Linked DNA regions of Homo sapiens: regions 2 and 3 are each linked to region 1. A link is a contact called in ENCODE Hi-C or POLR2A ChIA-PET data. All regions are on one chromosome and are shown on one strand. The core of a region is the stretch at or near the end of the contact, and the rest is flanking DNA. Distances in the headings are between cores, read along the strand shown.

Region 1 (4,017 bases), core at 805-3,304:
CAGGCTGGACATGAACTCCTGGGATCAAACAATGCTCTCACCTCAGCCTCAGGAGTCCCTGGGTTTACAGGCCTGAGAAACCACACCCGGCTACCATCACTCCCTAATGTGCCTGAGAGGAACCCAGGAGGCAGACCAGCTGTTCTTACCAGGACCCCAGGAGGCTAGGTACAAGGGGCTTACCTGCTTCAGAATCTGACTCGAGACTTGATTCTGAGATCTCCACGTGGGAGCCCGAGGAGCCGGGATCCAAAATCCTTTCCAGCTCCTTGATCTCCTGTGTTATCTTCTCTCTTTCAGCATCTACATCCATGACTCCCGCCTGCCTCCAAAACACACCCCGAGATGTTAGAAACCAAGACCGTGCCGGGATCCCATTCTCCTTCAGACACACCCGCCCATGGGGGATGGCAGGAGCCTGCTCGGCAGTGGGCACTGGGCTCCCCAGAGAAAGATTAATAGGCCAGGCACAGAATCGGGGAACCCTGGGACAGGAACCTCAGACCCCACAAACTCCTGCTATGTGCTCTGCCAGGAGCCTAAGCCCCAAGAACATCTCCCGCCTGCTCTGAGGCTGCAACCAGCACAGGCAGGGAGTGGATGAACAAGGACAGGCCCCACTGTCCCGTCTCTGCTCCCACACCAAGCCACATGGAAACTGGCCACCCAGCGTAGAAGGTGTGGGGTGCAGTGGCAAAGTCACTACAGGGCAAGGACACAGCCCGTGACCCACTTTGGCCATCCTGCTCTCCCATGACACAGAGCCGGACCACAGAGGGCATTTGAGAAACGTTCACAGAGACACACACTGAGACTGCCCAGGTGGCAGGCACTAACAGCATGGTTGGGAAGGAAGCTCCCAAAGGGAAGGCTGGCTGTTCTCTGTACATCCAGAACAACGCCTGGAACGTGGCAGTGCCTGACACTAACAAATGTTTGTCAAGCTTTTTTCTTAGGAACTGTGGTCCAGGAAGTCTGAAGGGAGAAGGACGCTAGAGAGAGAGTGGGAGAATGAAACATTAGCAGAGAAAATCTAAAGGAATCACTAGCACAGACCCGGGAGCCCAAAACACCCAACAACAAAGAGAAACGCCCTCCCCCGTCCTTGGCGTGGCTCTCCCTGCTGGAGGCTGACTGGGGCCCTGCCCAACTGGAACAAAACCAAAGCATCCACCCGCGAGCACCGTTAGCCGCATCAGCAGCCCAGGTCCCCTCACTCCTTCACAAAGCCCCTTGTTTATGCCCGAAATGCTTGTGAACCTGTAAACTCAGTTAACAGCCGGCCAGAGGCAGAGCTGGCAGCGACCGCAGGCTGGTTCAGCGCCTCCGGGCCGGCGGAGACGCTTTCCTCTGGAAGCCTCACACGAGGCTGCTGCCTCCCCCTCCCCGTGTCGCTCAGGTGAGCAATGATCAGCAGGAAGGAGGTCAAAGTCACACGTGCTGAGCCACTGACATCAGGGGCTGTCCCTCTCCCCGCACCCCTCTCCCAAGGGCTGGTCATGAGGGCTGCCCACCAAGACGGAGCGCAGCAGGCGGTCCCTCCAGCCCCAGCTGCGGGGACGCCACCCAGACTCGGCTGGGCCCAGGGAACCCCAGGATGCGCCAGGACGATGGGCGTTTAGGCACTGGCTTGGGAGACAGACCCGGCCCAGGCCCAGTTCCGCCTCCTGCTCGCTGCGTGAACTGGGGAAACCCCCTCCGAGGCTCGGCCACCGCGGAATCGCCGGCGCAGTCCCCGAGACGCACGCGGGCGCCCTGCAGCCGGGGCCGCCCCGCCGGAGCCTCCTCGGAGCCCGCAGCCCGCTCCCAGCCGAGGGGCTCCCAGGGCCAGAATCCCCGCGCGCCCAGGCTCGGCCGGACGGGGGCCACGCCGGGCCTCAGTTTCCCCGACTTTGGGCGCTGCCCCGCCCCCGTCCCGGGCCTCGGCTATCCGCTCCTCGGGACAGCGCCCCCTCCACGGGGAGAGCCCTGAAGCTGCCGACGCCACCCGCGCCTCACCTGCTGGGCGCACACCTTACCTGGCCGCGCGGACCCCGCCGTCGCCCGGGCGACTGCAGACTCGACGCTTCCGGCGGCTGCAGAACAAGAGCGCCGCGCGCCGGAAGTCCCGCCTCCTGAGGCGCGGGGCACGCCGGGACGGCCGCTGCGGCCTGCCGGGACTAGAGAGGCGAACGGCTCGATGCTGCCCTCGCGCGGCCGCCCTGGGGGCCGCCTCCGCGCGCTCTGGAGGGGCGCGGGTGGACGCGGGACCTCAAGGCAGGGGACAGACAGGGACAGGCACCCGGCCACCTGGTCACGATCCGGAAGACCGGCCCTTACTGGCTGTGACCTTCGGCCATCGCTGGACCTCTCTGTGCTTGTTTCATCCTCTGTTAACGGACATGTTGGGGTTTGGTTAAGCAACGGATGAGAAAGTCTACGTGAAAGGCTTTTTCCCCAGCCTGCCCTGCATGCTCAGGATCGCCGAGGCCAGGCCGATCTCCAGGCACGTGCAGGAGACTGAGGCCAGAGGGTGGGGGCCCGCACCACACAAACTCGCTTCCCTGGTCACCTGTGCACACCCTCTGGGGTCTCCTGGCCTGGAGAGCTGCCCCGGGGCCCTCCCCTAAGTGGGCATTCATTCCTTCAGGAACGTGCCAGGGCTAACTCGGCCGGGAGCTGGGCAGGGGCCTACAGTTCCTGGCTCCTGAGAGCTTCTAAGTATCGGTGCTGCAAAGACATCCTGGGCCCAGCCAGTTGAGGGGGCCTCCACTCCAGCCTGGGGTGAGCTAGGGGCATCAGCTGGAGAACTATAAAGAGGGTTTGCCCTGCCTACCTAGGAGGTGGGCTTTTGGTGGCAAAGGGCTAGGCCCAGGTGAGGCCAAACTGGGAGCTAGGGATTGGCAAGAAACAGATGGAGGGGATGGAACCAGGCGGCTGGGGGCTCCTCGAGCGCCTCGTTTCAGTCCCTGCATCGGGCTTGAAATCTGGAGGCAGAAGGCAGGCACTAAATACCGCGCCACAAATTGTATTTTTAAACTTCTTACTATCAAACGCTTCAAACACAGACATCAAAAGAGAGGGGTGCGCAAAACCCACATGCCCATCCCCACCGCGCTTCCCTGGGCCCCACCTGCTCCATGAGCTGCTGGCATGAGGGCCAGGGGACCACCCCACTTCACACGCATCTGGTGGATGGGACCCGCCTGGCGATCTGGCCTTTGTGACCCCCACCCCATCAAATGCTGTCTCTCCCAAAGGGCCTCAGGGAAGGCCTGTGGCCTGAGGCATCCTCCCCAGATGCCCCCATCCTGCTGCTACAGGGCTCCCAGAGCTGCCTATACACTCAGAACCTCATTCCGGCACTTCCCAACCACAGCACCCTGTCTCAAGTCAGCTCTGCCAACAGAATCCAGAGCCTGCTTTCACCAACCAGCAGGAGCAGGAGGCGCATAGGGCTACGCAGCAGGACCGCTCCACAGTGACTGCTGGAAAGCTCTGGCCTTCACCTGTAGCTAAGGCTAGGGGTCTAGCAATTCAGACGCCTTGTTTGAAAAATTCAACCACATGATCCGAAAAGATGATCCAATGCTAGAATCCAGTCTGTCCAGCTCTGAAACGTGCAGCTGCGTGACTCACACGTCCATCACGTGTGGGTCCCAGTGGTCAGGCCCAGGCAGCAGTGGTCTGAGTCTGCCCCTAACCCCAAGGGCTGAGGACCTGGAGAGAATCTGCCAGCACAAGGCACCAGTTAGGGCAAGAGCAAGTGAGGTGTGGAAGCCCACGGCGTTCTCCAAGGACTGGCTAAGTCAGCAGAGAAGAGACAGTGCGGTGAACTACAGAATTTATTAAATAAGAAAGCTATCAATTGGAACAGGAGGAAAAAAAAGTTTTAAAAAAAATCTATAGGAAAATAGTCAAAAAAGCATTTAGTGCTCATCGCCGTCCCTCTGAGGGGGGCCGTCAGAAAGGCAACTGGGACCTGACAGACCCGGGCACATACTTGAAATTCCTGAATTCTAACCTGCATTGTACAAA
Region 2 (4,017 bases), core at 404-2,903, 220 kb after region 1:
CAGTCATATTGGATCAGGGCCACCCTGTCTTACCTTGACAACCTTTACCTGTCTCCAAACACAGTAGCACACTGGGGCCCTGGGTGCTAGGGCTTCAGCTTGTGAATCTGAGGGCCTTTGTCTGCCCAGGCACTGCCTCCAATAGAACCTTTGGTCCTGCAGGCCGGCAGGTGCCTCTGCCTCCATGCAGCCTGGCCTTAGCCCTGCCTTCATTCCACCTCCCCTCTGGGACTAGGGATGGTGCTGGGAGGCCAGACAGGCTTTGGGGAAGTTACCTGACCTCTCTGAGCCACGAGGTCTTCATTTACAGGATGTGGCTGTGTGTCTCACTGTGACTCTGGGGAGGGACAAGGCTTAGTCAGTGCCTGCCCGGACGCCCACACCCAGCACACAGTAGGTGCTCAGAAAACGCAGCCCAGATTGTTGGAGGCAGAGGGACCCAGGGGCCCCTGGAACAAAGCCCTCGTTGAGCTGGTAGAGACCAAGGCCAGAGAGCCCTAGGCACCTCCCCCGTCTCCCAAGGCCTCTGGGGACCCCCTTTCCACCGAGACCCCTCTGCCCCTGCCCCTCCGGTGACTCGGTGGTTCCCACGTCAGTGACAGCAGGGCCCCTCCCGCCCAGGACAAGCACCACCGCAGGCTGGGGCTGCCTTTCCCTCCTCCGTCTCCCCTCTGCCCACTCGGATCCCACCAGCCTCCTCCAAGGGCCTGTCTGGCCTGCCCAGTCTGCGGGACTCCAGCCATGGTGACGATTCCCCACCATCTCTTGGGAAGGACTGGAGTCATGGTTCAGCTCCAACTGGGGGAGTGCTCCGGTTGCCAGCGGCCAGAGGACCCCGGGGTTGGGGCTGATCCTCGTCAGTCACCCCATCACCAGCTGAAGACCCCCAGCGCCTCCCATGCCCCCTGAGGTGAGGGGGCTGCCTGGAGCATGTGCCCCTGGGGTGACTCGTCCAGGCTACCAGAGAGGCTGCCCAGGAGCACCCGTGTGAGGGGCTGGCCTGGCTCCCATCGTCAGGCACGTGAGGCTGCATGGGGGCTGCATGGGACTTCGCGCCCTTGTCCCCAGGTAGAAGAAGGGGGCGCAGATACCCCCCAGGATGGTCACAGACCCTCCCCATCCCCCTCCAGGGCCAGGGCCAGGTGGTTCGCAGGCTGAGCCTGGGCTCCTGGATCTTGGAGACAGAGGAGACAAAGGAAGAGGTCTCCAGCCATCTGGGCCATTGGTGCACTTGGGGCCTGAGGTTTCTCCAGCCCGTCGGGATTGACCCCTGCTGTCCGAGTAGCCTGGGGTGTGGGCCCCCACCCTGTCCATCTCATATGTGTCCCCCCGGCTCCCCACCAGAGGGGATGAGTGTGTGGAAGGATGTCGGGGGGCTGCTTTGCTTTCTCAGGTCAAAGAAACATTGCCCTTGCCTTTCTGGAGCCCAGAGAAGTGGGTTCTCCAGGATCCAGCCCACGGAACATTCCAGAACCTGGTGGGGGGGGCCTCACCCCTCCCCTACCTCCCCATGGGGGTGATTTCCTCTGCTCGGCCACTCCCAGGCTCACCTCCAGAAGGTCCAGTTGCTGGACCAGGCAGGTCACAGGCCGAGCTCTGCTTCCAGCTGTCCAAACACACAGTGCCTGCAGGGCGACCTGGGGGTGATGGGGGTGTGGGATTGGGGGCTGGGGGCACAGGCCTGAGGGAGGGCCTTGCCCACTTCCCTGCAGGAGCCTCGGCCAGCCCTGCCTGTCTCTGATCTGTTGCCTCTTTGGGTTTAGGAAGTGCCAAAGAGGGCCATTATGGGGAGACCCTCAGGACTGCAGGGGGAGGGGCTGAGAGCCGTGCAGGAGATGTGGGCCGCCCACGGGGTGTGGCGGAGTGGGGAGGACAGGGCCCTTGGAGTTCGATGGCACTGGTGTGGGGACTGGCAGGCCCCAGGTCTGGGACCAGCACCCACACAGGAGACGCGAGCCCCAAACGGTATGGCGGGAAGTGGTGGGGCCCGTGTGCTGGGAACAGGTTCGTGCCTCCTGCAAGCTGTGCCGCCACGCTGGGCCAGGCTACTGAGTCGAGCAGCATCGGGTGGGCCTGGCCCTCAGGGGCTTTGCAGGGCCTGGGGCTGGTTGGAGCTGAAGGAGGCGGCCCCTCCAGACCAGGTGCCCTCCGGTGAGTGTCTCTGTCCTGTCCTCTCCCCTGTGAGTTGGAGAGAATGGCGGCACCCTGAGCCGCTGCAAAATGAAAGAGATCGTGGGTGAGAAGAGGCTCCTTGCTGGGGGCAGCTCTGTAGGCTCCTCTACTTGGGGCGATCGGGAGGCTCTGGAAAGAGCAGGCATCTGAGCTTGGCCGGAAGGCCTGGCCCCGGCGGCTGCTGCCCCTGGGACTCCCACATGAAGAGGCTGGGCAGGGGCGTGCCTGGAGGCCTCCCAGGCAGGTGCAGAGAGCGGCTGGCAGAGAGCTAGTGTGGAAACTGCCTTCCAGGGCAGTAAACTCCCCAGCAGCCAAAACCAGAAGGACATGAGAGGGCCCTAGGTGGGGCTGTCAGCCGGGCACCCACACCAGCCACAGCCAGCCTAGGAGAAGCTAGGGAAGAGGTGGGCTTGCCGAGGTGTATGGAAGAGGGTTTGGGCTGAAGGAGAGGTCATTCTTTTAAAGGAAAAGGCGACACAAACTCAGAGTCACTGTCAGCACGTGGTGTCTGGCCTGCTGTCACCTGGGGGAAAGGCACAGGTGCTGGGAAGTCCTGCCCGGCCGCTCTGCCTGTGTGAGAACCACCTGGGGGAGGCCTGGGGGGCCACCAGCCCCAGCGGGGATCTCCAGCCAGCCCAGCCCTGTTTTTTCCTCTCCTCCCACCTCCGCACTGGCCAATTTTCCTCTGTAGTGCAGGCATTACTTGCTGTTTTGTGAAGCACGTGCTGAACCCAGCGCAGGCCTGTGGCAGGTGCTGCCAGCCAAGACCTGCCTCGACGAAGGCCCCACACCAGGCACTTCTGCCGGGTGCGGCCCCTCGAGGCGCAGGAGCTGGTGGTGCAGGCAGCATGGAGGCCGGTTCCCGGGGCACAGCTCTCCTTGGAACTAAGTGAGACCTAAGTCCCACGTGGACGGGACCCTGGCCATCCCCCTGCACCCCTGCGTGGCCGTGGCCAGTCTCCGTGGGCGCCCACTGCTCCGTAAGCACCTGCCATCTTTCACTTCCTTATCCTGTGAGGGAAGTGGTGAAGAAGCCGAGGCTGCTGGCTGGGTCACACCACCAGCAAGTGGCAGAACCCCACCCAAGTCACACCGGCCCCGAGGCCAGGCTCTGAGCCACAGCCCAACAGCCGCAGCTGGGCCAGGACATGCCGGCTCTGGACGCAGGAGCACGGGGCAGTCTGGGCAGTGGAGACTCAGCCTGGGCGCCAGGACACTGCAGCCCCCACCTCAGATGTCCCCTGGGGCCAAGGAGGGAGTGTGAGGGAGGCGGGTCCCAGGAGAGGAGGCGGAGGCCTGGGGTGCCTGAGGTCCTTGGCCTGCCCCTGCTCTCCCGGCTGCCACTTTCCTGCGGGAACAGCTTCCTGGCTTTCTGGCTGACGGCACGTTGGGAGCAAAGGTGGGGAGGCCAGGAGACCAGAGCCCTCGCTGGCACACATACGCTGTCCGGGTGGAGATGAGCACACCTTCCACCTAGAGAGGCATGTGAGTTGGGCCAAGCAATGGGCAAACATTTATGGAGCGCCTAATGTATGCCAAATCCAGTGGGGGGAGACAGGGAAGAACTGGATGCACCAACTGTCCTCAAATAGCCAGAAAAGGGCATCAGTAGGGGGTGCCCCATTGCCCAGGGAGGCCGAGACCCCTTCTGGGTGAGGCAGTCCAGGAGGACTTCCTGAAGGAGGAGGAGGAAGAGGGGGAGGAGCCTTAGGGACCCTTGGAGGCTAGGCACCTCTCTGGATCTCATTTTCTCTGAGGTAGGGAGAAGAGGCCAGTCCTGCCACGGGAGGAAGAGGGGGAGGAATTTTAGGGACCCTTGGAGGCTAGGCATGTCTCTGGGTCTCA
Region 3 (4,017 bases), core at 1-2,500, 130 kb before region 1:
CACCAGGGAGGACGCAGCCATGCGTGGACAGGCTTGGAAGCCTTGGGGTGGCCAGATGGCCCAACCCGGGCTGTCACTCTTCCACCCCTCACAGCCACTTTTGGACTTTTGGGTCTAAAGAGACAAAGGCTAGCCGAGAGCCGCCCCTGCCACCCTGAAGGCCCAGCCCAGGCCAGTGGGTCCTCTGGGGAGGGAGGTGGGGGTCACCCACATCCACCCCCCACCCATCATGGAATAAACACCCTCAGTCTGGCCCGCTCAGACACCGGGTGAGGATGTTAACTGGAATCACCTTTCTGGAGACCAATGTGGCAGTATCAAGCGGCTTCCAGATGCATTCTCACTGACCCGGTCATTCCATTTCTAAGGTTTTACCTTAAGGAAATGATCTCTCTATCTTCATTAATAATGGCAAAACGTTGGAGACAACCTAGAGGCCCGGAGATCCGGGACAAGCGAAGGGAGTTACAGCCCTGTCTCTACGCCGGTGCGCCCTGTGTGTTATAGCGGTTATGTAGCTACACAGAAAGGTTTTCCTGACATATAAATTGAAAACGCAAGTTACAAAACAGCACGTACTGCCCATTTGCAAGTTGAAATAGCCATGTGTGTTTCTCCCCAAAACAGAGTATCCGCACTGGGCGTGGTGGCTCTCGCCTGTAATCCCAGCACTTTGAGAGGCCGTGGCTGGCGGATCAACTGAGGTAGGGAGTTCGAGACCAGCCTGACCAACATGGAGAAACCCCATCTCTACTAAAAATACAAAATTAGCTGGGCGTGGTGGCGCACACCTGTAGTCCCAGCTACTCGGGAGACTGAGGCAGGAGAATCCCTTGAACCTGGGAGGCGGAGGTTGCAGTGAGCCTAGATCGCGCCACGCGCCTCTACACTCCAGCCTGAGCAACAAGAGCGAAACTCTGTCTCAAAACAAAACAAAACAAAACAAAAAAACAAAGTATGCACAAAGATGATCTCAGAGGTCACCTTTGGAACGATGGGGGTATTTTTTTATTTGTGTATTGAGTACTTTACTGCCTTATGTAAGTTTCAGCAAACACCTATTACTGTTTGGACCAGTACCTCTTGTTTCTCAAAACGCTGTCGGGGCCACGGGCGGGACCCGGACGGGGCAGGGAGGGGGCGGGGCTACAGCAGGGCGGGGCTACAGCAGGGCGGGGCTACGGCGGGGCGGGGCCGGCGCCAGGCGCATGCGCTCACCCTCGTCGATGCTCCAGCCAGGCCAGCTCCGCGAGCGTTTTCTCCTGGAGCGCCATCTCTCGCAGGCGCAGCAGCGCGGCCTGGTGCTGTGCTCGCAGCTCCTCCTCCCGCAGGCTCCGCTCCAGCATCTGCAGCTTGAAGCGGCCCAAGGCCCCTAAAGCTCTGGGTTCGGTGCTTCCGGGCCTCGCGGGGCTCCAGTAGGGTGGGCCGCGTCACCGCCTAGCTTCTAGACCGCTCCCAGCACAGGCCACCGCCTCCGAGAAGCCCTCTCGGACTGCCCGCCCCTCCCATCCCCCTATGCCGCCCTCGCTTCCCCGACTGTGAGCTGGCGGGGCAGGCAGGATCTTTAGCATCTCGGCCTCACCACCAGCCCTGATCCAGGAAGCCCAGGCCACCTGCCCTAAAATATACAACCTGGGCGGGGGCTAACCCTGCCCAAAGCACCATGTTGAAATGCCTGCCCCCCTCTGTCACCCAGGGCGGGAGGAACGGGCTTGGGTAGCTGTCAGCTGGAAGAGCGGGTGACGCGATCGCCGGAAGAACCTCCCAACCCAGGACCTGCCTTGGCCCTTCTTAGTGGAAGGACAGTTGGGTCCGGGGCCCACTACCAGGGCCGTGCTGGGTCCTGAAATTGTGCCTCTCCCCCAGGGGACCTCTCCACGTACCTGGTGGGTGGGGTTGTCCGGAGGGAAGAACTTGGCCAGGGGAAGCTGGGAGAGGGCTCCGTCAGGGCCCTCCACCTCTGAGGAAGGAAGCGCCATGGTTGGGTCATGTAGGGGGTCTGAGTGCCCCGTGTCAGGGGCCATTTCTACCGGAGGGCCTCATAAAAGTAGGAGGTCTAGGGCAGTTTAGTGTCCCCATCCCATCCCGGACACACAGGGCTTCACGCAGAATCCACAAGACCACGCGGGAAGGGACAGGCAGTCTCTTGATGTGAAGTTGTGGTTTGTGACCCTACTGATCATGGGAAAGACCAGACCAAAAGTAGAGGAAGCTCAGGGAGACAGCCCAGCTGCTCTGCGTCTACAGGCTTCTAAAGGAGGGGAGAGTGAGGCCCAGAGAGGGAGAAGGGCTGTCGGGGTCTAGCACCAAGGAGCTGGCAGGTGACAGCAGATCCCAGATCCCCAGCTGAAGTAGCTGACCTGCTGCCGACCTCTGCTGGCCATGCTTCTGTTCTGAGTGATGGAAAAAGGAGCCTGTACTTCAAGCGATCCTTAAGGACGTTCCCTCCCACCAAAGACAGAGCAAAAGGGACTGGATTTTGGCTTTGCCATCCCATCTGCAACAACTGAAAAAATCACGTAAATACACACACACATGTGTGTTTATATAGAGATATGTGTGTGTATACATATATATATATTTTTTCACACACACATATGAAATAACAGTTTTCCAGGCACTGGACTTGAGGCAACATAGCACAGTGATCCCTGAGAGACAGAAAACAAAGGAGGGGAGGAGACTTGCGATGCTCACGGCTTACTGCCTCAGAGAGTTGCCAGGCTATGGTGAGGGAGGGGAAGCTGGCTGAGCTGGAGGACTCCCTGGGTAGAGGAGACAGCAGAGAGTCTGGGAGGACCAAGGCAGCTGGAGTTTGTGGGGGCAGAGTGTCAGAGAGGAGAGAGTCGCACAGAGAGAGGACCTCTGAGATGTATCAAGTGTCCCTCTGGAGTATTCAGTAGAGAACTGATGGATGAATGCGTGTCAAGAAGCTACCAGATGCTGGGACAGAAGCGTTCCGGGGGACTGGAAGCCTGGTAATGACGCCTGTTTCCAGTAGTCAGGCTGGAGGACCTTAGGACTCCCAGGTCACTGGGCAGGCAGTGTACACAGAACGTTCTTGCCTTGACTGTCGGAAATGATTAGCCCCAGGCTGAGCACTGATCCAGATCGACCTAACACACTATTAATGAAAAGTCTGAAAGGACCAAATTACTTCTAAATAACTGCAGTCCCGAAGAAAGCTTAAGAATGTTTATAGGGGCCAGTGCGGTGGCTCACGCCTGTAATCCCAGCACTTTGGGAGGCCAAGGTGGGTGGATCACGAGGTCAGGAGATGGAGACCATCCTGGCTAACATGGTGAAACCCCGTCTCTACTAAAATACAAAAAATTAGCTGGGCGTGGTGGTGGGCGCCTGTAGTCCCAGGTACTCGGGAGGCTGAGGCAGGGGAATTGCTTGAACCTGGGTGGTAGAGGTTGCAGTGAGCTGAGATTGCGCCACTGCACTCCAGCCTGGCAACAGAGTGAGACTGTCTCAAAAGGAAAAATTAAAAAAAAGGAATGTTTACAAGAATACAAAAATATCTAGCACTCAGCAAGGTAAAATTCACAGGGCCCAGAAGATATGCAAAGAAACCAGAAAAACACAACCAGTAATGAGCAGGATAATTTATTAACAGTATCCCAGGCTTGACGTGGGTGTGAGAATTGGCAGAGAAGGACATTAGAAGTTTCGTAACTCTATCGCATATGTTAAGATGTTAAGTAGAGCCACAGAGGATATAAAACGAAAAGATCCAAATGGAATGTGTAAACTGATGAAAATTAAATCACTTGAGATGAAAAACACACTGGATGGGATGAAGGGCAGACTAGACACTGCAGAAGGAGAGATGAACGAACTGGAAGATATAGCAATAGAAACTATCCAAAAGGAAACAGAGAAGAAAAAAGAATAAAAGAATACAAAGAGCTTCAGTAAGCTCACAACTTCAAGTGGCCTAATGTATGCGTAATTGTGTAAGCTCCAGCCCTACGGGGCTTAGCAGGTGTTCTCCCCATGTGCGGAGATGAG

Evidence for each region. Hi-C counts contacts between places; a loop is a spot of excess contacts on that map. ChIA-PET counts read pairs that join two places held with the same protein, here RNA polymerase II (POLR2A). Pooled maps may share reads with other maps.
Region 2: a pooled map shows a loop between it and region 1 (2.4-fold over the local background). The contact joins the promoter of LINC01451 here to the promoter of SNAPC4 in region 1. A Hi-C loop is called at or near these places in 1 of 50 pooled maps. POLR2A ChIA-PET finds 5 or more read pairs at or near these places in 2 of 52 experiments (A549 and activated naive CD4-positive, alpha-beta T cell).
Region 3: a loop to region 1 is called in a map of B cell, with 22 times the contacts of the local background. The contact joins the enhancer-like site here to the promoter of SNAPC4 in region 1. A Hi-C loop is called at or near these places in 2 of 168 maps with a recorded cell type or tissue (B cell and CD4-positive, alpha-beta memory T cell), 1 of 37 single-sample maps with no recorded cell type and 9 of 50 pooled maps. POLR2A ChIA-PET finds 5 or more read pairs at or near these places in 1 of 52 experiments (naive thymus-derived CD8-positive, alpha-beta T cell).

The regions. Positions count from the first base shown.
Region 1 is chr9:136,398,116-136,402,132 of GRCh38, forward strand. It overlaps SNAPC4 (small nuclear RNA activating complex polypeptide 4), which reads right to left and starts at 2,055. Exons shown (of 24, transcript NM_003086.4): 1 at 2,019-2,055; 2 at 184-322. The coding sequence starts at 313. It overlaps ENTR1 (endosome associated trafficking regulator 1), which reads right to left. Exons shown (of 10, transcript NM_001039707.2): 10 at 3,807-4,017. RefSeq lists enhancers at 1-538, 2,268-3,204 and silencers at 1,713-1,822, 1,893-2,022, 2,093-2,302, 2,453-2,502.
Region 2 is chr9:136,615,528-136,619,544 of GRCh38, forward strand. LINC01451 (long intergenic non-protein coding RNA 1451) reads right to left here and starts at 1,654. Exons shown (of 3, transcript NR_135288.1): 1 at 1-1,654. RefSeq lists a silencer at 1-84.
Region 3 is chr9:136,266,166-136,270,182 of GRCh38, forward strand. CCDC187 (coiled-coil domain containing 187) reads right to left here. Exons shown (of 26, transcript NM_001378188.1): 15 at 1,884-1,960; 16 at 1,219-1,346. Among named protein-coding and RNA genes, the nearest start is that of QSOX2, 22 kb to the left of the region's middle. RefSeq lists silencers at 1,072-1,231, 1,296-1,671 and an enhancer at 1,472-1,541. Within about 2 kb of position 1,251, at least 13 of the 41 ENCODE cell types and tissues checked have a DNase peak (open chromatin) inside an H3K27ac peak, as active enhancers do.